Linked DNA regions of Homo sapiens: region 2 is linked to region 1. Evidence: read pairs that join two places in POLR2A ChIA-PET (ENCODE). Cell type or tissue: MCF 10A. All regions are shown on one strand. Each heading gives the region's core, and the rest is flanking DNA. Links, peaks and the distances in the headings are about the cores only. Region 1 overlaps RBBP7 (RB binding protein 7, chromatin remodeling factor). Region 2 overlaps REPS2 (RALBP1 associated Eps domain containing 2).

What was found. Peaks named below come from ENCODE experiments on the same cell type or tissue, not always from the same donor. Only the 100,000 strongest peaks of a DNase experiment are listed, where the experiment ranks them.
Region 2: POLR2A ChIA-PET joins it to region 1 with 5 read pairs; 4 of 35 experiments call an interaction of 5 or more read pairs at or near these places.

Annotation. Positions count from the first base shown.
Region 1 is chrX:16,854,088-16,858,493 of GRCh38, reverse strand. RBBP7 (RB binding protein 7, chromatin remodeling factor) reads left to right here. Exons shown (of 12, transcript NM_002893.4): 5 at 785-900. Among named protein-coding and RNA genes, the nearest start is that of RBBP7, 14 kb to the left of the region's middle. In MCF 10A, for the core only: no CTCF peak of the experiment used is centred there; a DNase peak (open chromatin) is centred at 2,253.
Region 2 is chrX:17,082,794-17,087,199 of GRCh38, reverse strand. All of the region lies in intron 13 of REPS2 (RALBP1 associated Eps domain containing 2), which reads right to left. Among named protein-coding and RNA genes, the nearest start is that of REPS2, 140 kb to the right of the region's middle. In MCF 10A, for the core only: no CTCF peak of the experiment used is centred there; no DNase peak of the experiment used is centred there.

The DNA.
Region 1 (4,406 bases), core at 264-4,263:
AGCTAAAGTTTATTACAGCAAAGAATCCAGAGCAAGAGTAGGAAGAAAAAGATACACATCAGGGGAAGTCCAGAGGGGTTAGCTACAGGCGTCTGAGTCCTTCCCATCCAGGGCCACGTGGGACATGTTTTGTCTCTAGCAGCAAACCATAGGAACATGTGCTAAATGTCTCTACCCAGGGCAGCCCATTTGAGTTTCAGAATCTGGGATTTTTGTGGAGGTCTGTTGGCGTGGGCACATCCTGTTCTATGACCAGCCATGGTAACAAAATTGAGGACCCCAATAGTGAAGCCAAATACATTGTGAATCTTGCTAAACAATCCTACAAGTCTTGACAGGTCCCTATGGCATACCCCACTGCTCTGGGCTTACAAAACTTTATCAGTCAGTGACGTGAAGAACTTTCTGAGGGTCACATTCCCAGGGGTTGGCCAAGGGTCATTTATGGTTGCAGGCTACCCTAGAGGCATGCAAGGACTGAGCAACCAGACCTGTTGTGTTAGAAATATTTCTAAAAAATTGGGGGGTTGCGGGGATACGGTCACCACTGCCCAAATTTGTAGGATAGCTATAGTTTTTAATATTTTTGTGTTGGGGATAGTATTAGGTTTTCCAAAGAAACCAATCATCTAATGGTCATGAGGCTCAATTTGCATTGGGTATTAAAGACCAGATCTCGTTCGTGTGCAGTTGCTGTAATGGTTCACTCAATGAAGGAGTGAGAATTTATTCTCACCAGTTCTGATAAACAGAGAATAACTTAATGTTTTTCATCTTTTCTTAGACCCAAGTGGAGAATGTAATCCTGATCTCAGATTAAGAGGTCACCAGAAGGAAGGCTATGGTCTCTCCTGGAATTCAAATTTGAGTGGACATCTCCTAAGTGCATCTGATGACCATGTGAGAAACGTATTCTTTGTAATTTGTTCATATAGTGAGAGCTGACGTGTCACAGCTGTGCTGAAGGAGTACTATATAGATGAAAGGTTTTCTAAGATAATACTGCTGATTATTGTGGTAACATTCCCCCAGGACTTTAGAGAGATGGTTTTCATACTGCCCTGTATGAGTCTTCGGATTCCACAGAGCTCTTTTGAAGTAGCCTTAGAATGGAGGGAGCATAGGCAAAAGGCCTCCCATTATTTAAAAGAGGACCCTCCAGGCCCTTAAAATGGAAACTGTAGAGTGTTTGTGGGACCTGATTAATATAAAGTATTTTTTAAGTGTACAGTTCAGTGGGTTTTAGTATATTCACAAAGGTGCACAACTATTGCCACTAATTCTAGAATGTTTTCATTCGCTCTCTGAAAGAGAAATTCCATACCCATTAAGCAGTGACTCCCCACTCATTCCCTGCCTTCCCCCAGCTCCTGGTAAGCACTAATTTATTTTCTGTCTCTATAGAGTTATCTGTTCTTGGTATTTCATGTAAATGGAATCTCATATATGGCCTTTTCTGTTTGGCTTCTTTCACTTAGCATAATGTTTTCAAGTAACATTACTTATGTTCCATTCCTTTTTATGGATGAACAATATTCCACTGTATGGATATACCACAGTTAGCTTATTTGTCAGTTGATGAACCATTTGAGTTCTTTCTACTTTGGGGCTATTTTGAATTATGTTACAAGCATTTGTTTACAAGTTTTTGTGTAGATGTATGTTTTTATTTCTCTTGGATATATACCTAGGAGTGGAATTATTGGATCATATGGTATCTCTGTTTAATTTTTTGAAGAATTACCAAACTGTTTTCCAAAGTGGCTTTCCATTTTACATTTCCACAAGCAATGTACAAATGTTCCAGTTTCTCTACATCCTCACTAATGCTTGTCTTTTTTATTATAGCTATCCTAGTGTGCATAAAGTGGTATTTCCTGGGTTTTTTTTTGTTTGTTTTTGGCTTGGGGGTGGGGAGTTGGTTTTTGTTGTTGTTGTTGTTGTTGTTGTTTTGTTTGTTTTTTGAGACGGAGTCTGTCTCTGTCACCCAGGCTGGAGTATAGTGGCACGATCTCAGCTCACTGCAACCTCCACCTCTCAGGTCCAAGCGATTCTCCTGCCTTAGCCTCCCAAGTAGCTGAGATTACAGCCATGCACCATGAAACCCAGCTAATTTTCGTACTTTTAGTAGAGACAGGGTTTCACCATGTTGGCCATGCTGGTCTTGAGCTCCTGGGCTCAAGCAATCCTCCTGCCTTGGCCTCCCAAAGTGCTGGGATTACAGGCATGAGTCACTACGCCCAGCTCATTGTGGTTTTAATTTGCATTTCCCTGATGACTAATGATGATGAGCATCTTTTCTTGTACTTACTGGCCATTTGCATATCTCCTTTAGAGAAATAGGTATTCAAATTCTTTGTCCATATTTTAATTTTGTCTTTTTATTGTCAAGTTATAAGAGTTTCTTATGTATTCTAGGTATAAGTCCCTATGATTTTCAAAAATTTTCTCCCATTCTGTTGTCTTTTCACTTTTTTTTTTTTTTTTTTTTTTTTTTTGAGACAAGGTCTTGCTCTGTCACCCAGGCTGAAGTGCAGTGGCTCAGTCTCGGCTCACTGCACCCTCCACCTTTCCAGCTCTAGTGGTTCTCTACCTCAGCCTGTCAAGTAGGTGGGACTACAGGCGCCCACCACCACACCCAGCAAATTTTTGTATTCTTTGTAGAGATGGAGTTTTGCCGTATTGCCCAAACTGGTCTTGAACTCCCGGGCTCAAGTGATCCACCTTCCTTGGCCTCCCAAAGAGCTGGGATTATAGGCTCTCTGAAAGGATGCTTCCCTCAAAGTGTGTATGAGACGGTTTCCCAAGTAGGGAAAGTGGATAAGTGGATTGTACTCAGTAACCCAATTACTAGTACCTTTTGAAGAGACCAGGCTGGGAATTGGTAGTAATAATAATAGCTGACATTTACCAGGGGCTACCCACATGCCAAGCATCATGCTAATCTTGCCAGGTCCTTCTGAGTCAGTGTGAATGGCAGGAGCACCACATGTTCCTTTCTCTTCAGTTCACACACATTGAGTGTCTTCATGTGTAAGTAACAACAGAGACTGAGGGCATATGTATTGTGTAAAAAAAAATTTTGTTACTGGGAAAATAGCCATTACTGGGAAATAGCTTTGTTACAGAAAGTCCTTCATGTGGCTGGGCACAGTGGCTCACGCCTGGAATCCCAGCACTTTGGGAGGCCAAGGTGGGTGGGTCACCTGAAGTCAGGAGTACAAGACCAGCCTGGCCAACGTGGTGAAACTCCGTCTCTACTAAAAATACAAAAAAATTAGCTGGGCTTGGTGGCATACACCTGTAATCCCATCTACTCGGGAGGCTGAGGGAGGAGAATTGCTTGAACCCGGGAGGCGGAGGTTGTAGTGCGCCAAAATTGTGCCCTTGCATTCCAGCCTAGGCAAGAGAGTGAGACTCCGTCTCAAAAAAAAAAAAAAGGTGATTTAATAAAAACAGATGAAGCCCTTTCATGATCACGTGCTATGAATTAAAAAAAAAAAAAAAACCCATACCAGTGTCGGTGGAACTATAATTAGTGCTAATATACCTTCATGGTATTATTTCTTATTAACTATTGAATGAGAATCGTTGCCCTATACCTTGCAATATTTTTTCATTAAAACTTTCCTCTTAACTCTTTCTGTGATAGGATGTCAAGGCCCACATCATGAGGCCTCCTTATTTGTGGGCTGCTGTGACCTTTGAGGCCCAAGCAGAGGCCCCATGGCCTCTGCTTGGGCTCTGCTGACGTTTCAAGGAGCACATCATTGGGGATCTGTCTGTGGGCGCCAGGCCTTGACCTCTCAGAGTAGACTAGTAGAGGTTTCTGGCCCAGTGTCGTTTACCTGTCCCATCTCCTGATGTCTGTGGTGGTTTCTGCCATGAAGTGAAAGACTTGTCCATGAGGCTTTTGCTATGTGAGAGGCAGAGTTTAATTTTAATTCCCAGTCTTCCCATCCCAGTGTAAACTTTTAGGATGTGCATTTGTGTTCAGTAGATGCTGAGCGCCGGGCTCTTGGTGATTTGTTGTGTTGTCTAAGTGAATTTGGGGTACTTGAATGTCTGAATGTATGTAGGTAGAAATTCCAGCATCAGTGTCCTTGCCTGCCACTGTACTCAGTCTCCCCTCCCCCTCATTACAGTGGAGTGTCCTTTTCCTCTGCACCTCACATGGAGGCTGCAGCCACATACTCTTCTGTTTGCTTATATTTTCTCTCTTGTGTTTACCTCAAACTTATATAGTTGAATAGTTTTGTTTGTAATGAAATTATTTTAAATAAGATGTTAGCATTTAAATTCAATCTCTTGACCGGGCACAGTGGCTCACACCTGTAGTCCCAGCACTTTGGGAGGCCAAGGCAGGCGGATCACTTGAGGCCAGGAGTTCAAGACCAGCCTGGCCA
Region 2 (4,406 bases), core at 285-4,284, 230 kb before region 1:
GAAAGAACAAAGCAAGCAAGCCAGATTTGAGGCTACTATAGTAGACACCCAGGAAACTAGTCATAAGAAGTAAATCAAGACAGATGTCAAAAAAGAATAGGATTTGACTGAAAAGTCATATCCTTCAAAGTTTAGCTCACCAGCCCTGTGCACCCCCTGCCCACAAATCCACTGATCATTCTAGTTAGCAACCACCCAAACTCTAAACCCTTCTAACAATCACACACAACTGTGACATTGATTAGCAGAGTTTGGGGGCATATCCATATCCCTCTTGGGATCCTCCAAAGTGCCAAGTACCCAGTAAATGCTCATTAAATACTGGTTGAATAAGACACTTTTCTGGTCACCATTACTGAAGTCTATTTCAGTTTTCATACAATTCTATAAATTCAGATGTATATAAAGAATTTACTGATGTACTGAGAATTATGTTTTATGATCTCCTTCAGCTCACAAGCTTCATAATAGTCACAAATTAAATGTCCAACAATAGGAAAATGCTTAAATAAACCATAGTCCCAATTAATAAAGGTAGAAAAAATAGAGTATCGCCATTTTGCAACTACCAATGAAATAATGGATCTAAGCAGTGGTTTGCTGGAAAAAGCTCATGCCAGCTTGTGAGAGCCAACTGTGTGCATCTGTTCCAAACTCCACATTCAGTAACACATCAGTAGGAATGAAATTAGCCATGGCAGGAGTGTTTACACCATAAAAATTGGCAAGTGGCCGGTTGTTAAACATTCACTGACACACCACTGGATGTAGGCAATGATGATCAATAGCTGATAAAACCATTATTTGAAAGGTCGCTGGGATCTTTATCATAACACATGGATCAGGCCAATACTACGTAAACCCATTAATCAATCAAACACCACAAAAATAAAGGCATTAGACACTAGAGATCTCTTAATGTGGTGCAGTAAGAAGTACACAGCATCTTTAGGTAGTATTCTTGTCAAAAATCTAAACTAACTCTAATCAAGCCTAGACCTACCTATTAGTTTATAGGAAATACATGGGATGGAAGAACAAACAATCAGCAAAATACAGAATGTGAAAAAGTCTACAAGGTAGATGACTTTTTATGAATAAATGAAAAGCAAAGAGGAAAAAAAAGACTGAGAGAAGAACCTATCAGTTAAGAGACTTAAAATATGCCAAAACAAGTGCAATGTGCATGTAGCCCTCGATTGAATTCTGAATGGAACAAACTAGTATAAAAAGACAAACTTGAGACAATTCAGGAAATAGGAACACTGGCCAAATATTAAATGATATTAAAGAATTATTGTTAATTTTGTTATGTATGACAAAGGTATTGTGCTCAAGTATTTTAAGACCTTATCTCTTAGAGAGATATACAAAGAGTTTATATATACAATTATATGATATTTGGGATTTGCTTCAAAATAATATGGGGGTGGAGGTTCTCAACTTTTGCATAAATTTGAAATTTTTCATAATACGGTTTTTAACAGAGCAGCCAGCATATAGATGATATATAAAAGAAATACAAAATTATCAGTACTGACATGGATATCTCCAAGAAATAATGTATAATGTATATCAAAAAGAATAAAACTTTTAGGAATACATTTAACAAAAGAAATGCAAGACTTGTATACTGAAACATTGTTGAAAGACACTTAAAGATCTAAATAAATGGAAAAACATCCTGTGTTCATGCATTGGACAACTTAATGTTATTAAAACCGCAATACTAACCAAACTGATATACAAATTCAATGCAAGCCATACCAAAATCCCAGCTGGCTTTTTTGTTTTTACAGAAATTGACAAGCTGATCATAAATTTCATGTGGAAATGCAAGGGACTCAGAATAACCAAAACAATCCTGAAAAAGAATAAAGCAGGAGGACTCACGCTTCGCAATTTCAAAACTTACTATAAATCTACAATTATCAAGACACTGTGGTACTGGCATAAGGATAGACCTATAGACCAACAGAACAGAACTGAGAGTCCAGAAATAAATCCTTATGTTTATGGTTAATTGATTTTCAACAAAGGTGCCAAGAAAATTAAATGGATAATTAATAGTCTTTTCAACAAATGGTACTGGGACAACTGTATATCCACATGCAGAAAAATGAATTTGGACTCCTAACTCATGCCATATAAAAAAATTAACTCAAAACAGAACGAAGACGTAAATGTAAGACCTAAAACTATAAGACTTTTAGAAGAAAAGAGGAGTGTTTGTGACCTTGAGTTAAGCAATGGTTTTTTAGATATGACAGCAAAAGCACAAGCAACAAAATACATAAATTAGACCTCATCAAAATTAAAATCTTTTATGATTCAAAGGACACCATCAAAAAGATGAAAGGACAACCCACAGAACGAAGGAAAATATTTGTAAATCAAATATCTGTAAAGGAACTTTTATGCAAAATATATAAAGAACATTTACAAATCAACAATAAAAAGACAACCCAATTTTTAAATGAGCAAAGATTCTGAACATTCTCCAAAGACAACATAAATATGACCAATAAGTACATGAAAAGATGTATAACATCATTAGCCATTAGAAAATGCAAATCAAAATCACAATACCACTTCATGCCCACTAGGATGGCTAAAATTAAAAAGGCAATAACAAGTGTTTTGAGGACGTGAAGAAACACAATTGGAATCCTCATAAATTGCTAATGAAATAAATTGGTTTGGCTGCTCTGGAAAATACTTCAATAGCTCCTCAAAATGTTCAACATAGAGTTAGTTACCATATGAACCAGAAATTCCAGCCCTACCTATATACTCAAGAGAAAGAAAAAATATGTTTACACAAAAACTTGGACATGAATGTCTATAGCAGAGTTATTCACAATAGTCAAAAAGTGGAAACAACCCAAATATCCAAAATGTGGTTTATCCATACAATGAAAGATTATTCAGCCATAAAAGGAATGAAGTATTGATTCATGCTACAACATGGATGAACCTTGAGAACATTATACTAAGTGAATGAAGCCAGTCACAAAAGACCACATATTATATGATTCTATTAATACAGAATTCCGGAATGGGCAAATCCATAGAAACAGAAAGTAAGTTAGTGGTTGCCAAGGGATAGAGGAAGAAAAGGGGGGAATGGGAATGATTGCTAATAGGTATGGGGTTTCTTTTGAGGGGGATGAAAATATTCTGAAATTACATAGTGCTGATAGTTATATATAACACTATGAATATACTAAATATCACTGAATTGTGCACTTTAAAAAGGTGAATTTTATAGTATATGGGTTACATCTCAATAACGCTTTCATTTAAAAAAAACAAAAAAACAAAACAAAACAAAAAAACTGCCCAGACTGCCAAATTGAACCCTTGGATAGCTGTGCACTGTGGGCCCAAAGGTTTGGGGTGGGTCAGGAATCCCATAGTCCTACCAGATTTTAAAAGAAACAAGTAGCACTCACAGGAAAAATACAGTAAGGAAATATATAAGGTCAGAGCTGCTTTTGTGGCCAAATTCATCTTTTAGAGAACCTGAAAGGTAAGTTTGGTATTAGGAACATCTCTTACTCCCAAGGAGTTTACCTACTTCTTAAGTTACAGAAACAAATATTCATTTATAGAAAACCGAGGAAAGACTTCTCAATTCGCCACTCAATAAACACAGCCACTTCCAAGTTAAGACAGAGCCCTTACCATGACGTTTTACCCAACTATACATCTCACAATGTAATCTTTGGGAGGTCCTCCAGAACTACTCCTCAGTGTTGGAAAGGCACTGAAATGGAATCTGAAGAACGCATCAGAGCTTAAAAGAGTGCTCGGGGCTGGGCGCAGTGGCTCATGCCTGTAATCCCAGCACTTTGGGAGGCTGAGGCGGGTGGATCATGAGGTCAGGAGATTGAGACCATCCTGGCTAACACGGTGAAACCCCGTCTCTACTAAAAATACAAAAAATTAGCAGGGCGTGGTGGCAGGTGCCTGTAGTCCCCAGCTATTTGGGAGGCCGAGGCAGGAGAATGGGCATGAACCCGGGAGACGGAGCTTGCAGTGAGCTGAGATCACGCCACTGCACTCCAGCCTGGGTGACAGAACGAGACTTCATCTCAAAAAAAAAAAAAAAAAAAAAAAGTGCTCGGAACATTTCTGTCATTTCAGCTGCATTCCAGGAGGTGGTAGCAGATGGTCATAAAGATACCCTGAATACAGAATCGTAGGGAAGATTGAGATAGGTAACCTCAGGCAGGAAAGACATCTCTGGTACTTTCAGATACCATCATTGCAGCTAAAGAGTGAAAAGCAAATTTTTTATAATAGGTGACATCTGTACATGAGCCAAAATTAAAAAGATACAAATAGGCATTCAACAGAAAGTAAGCTTGTTTCCCAGTCCTGTCCTCAGTCATACTGTTCCC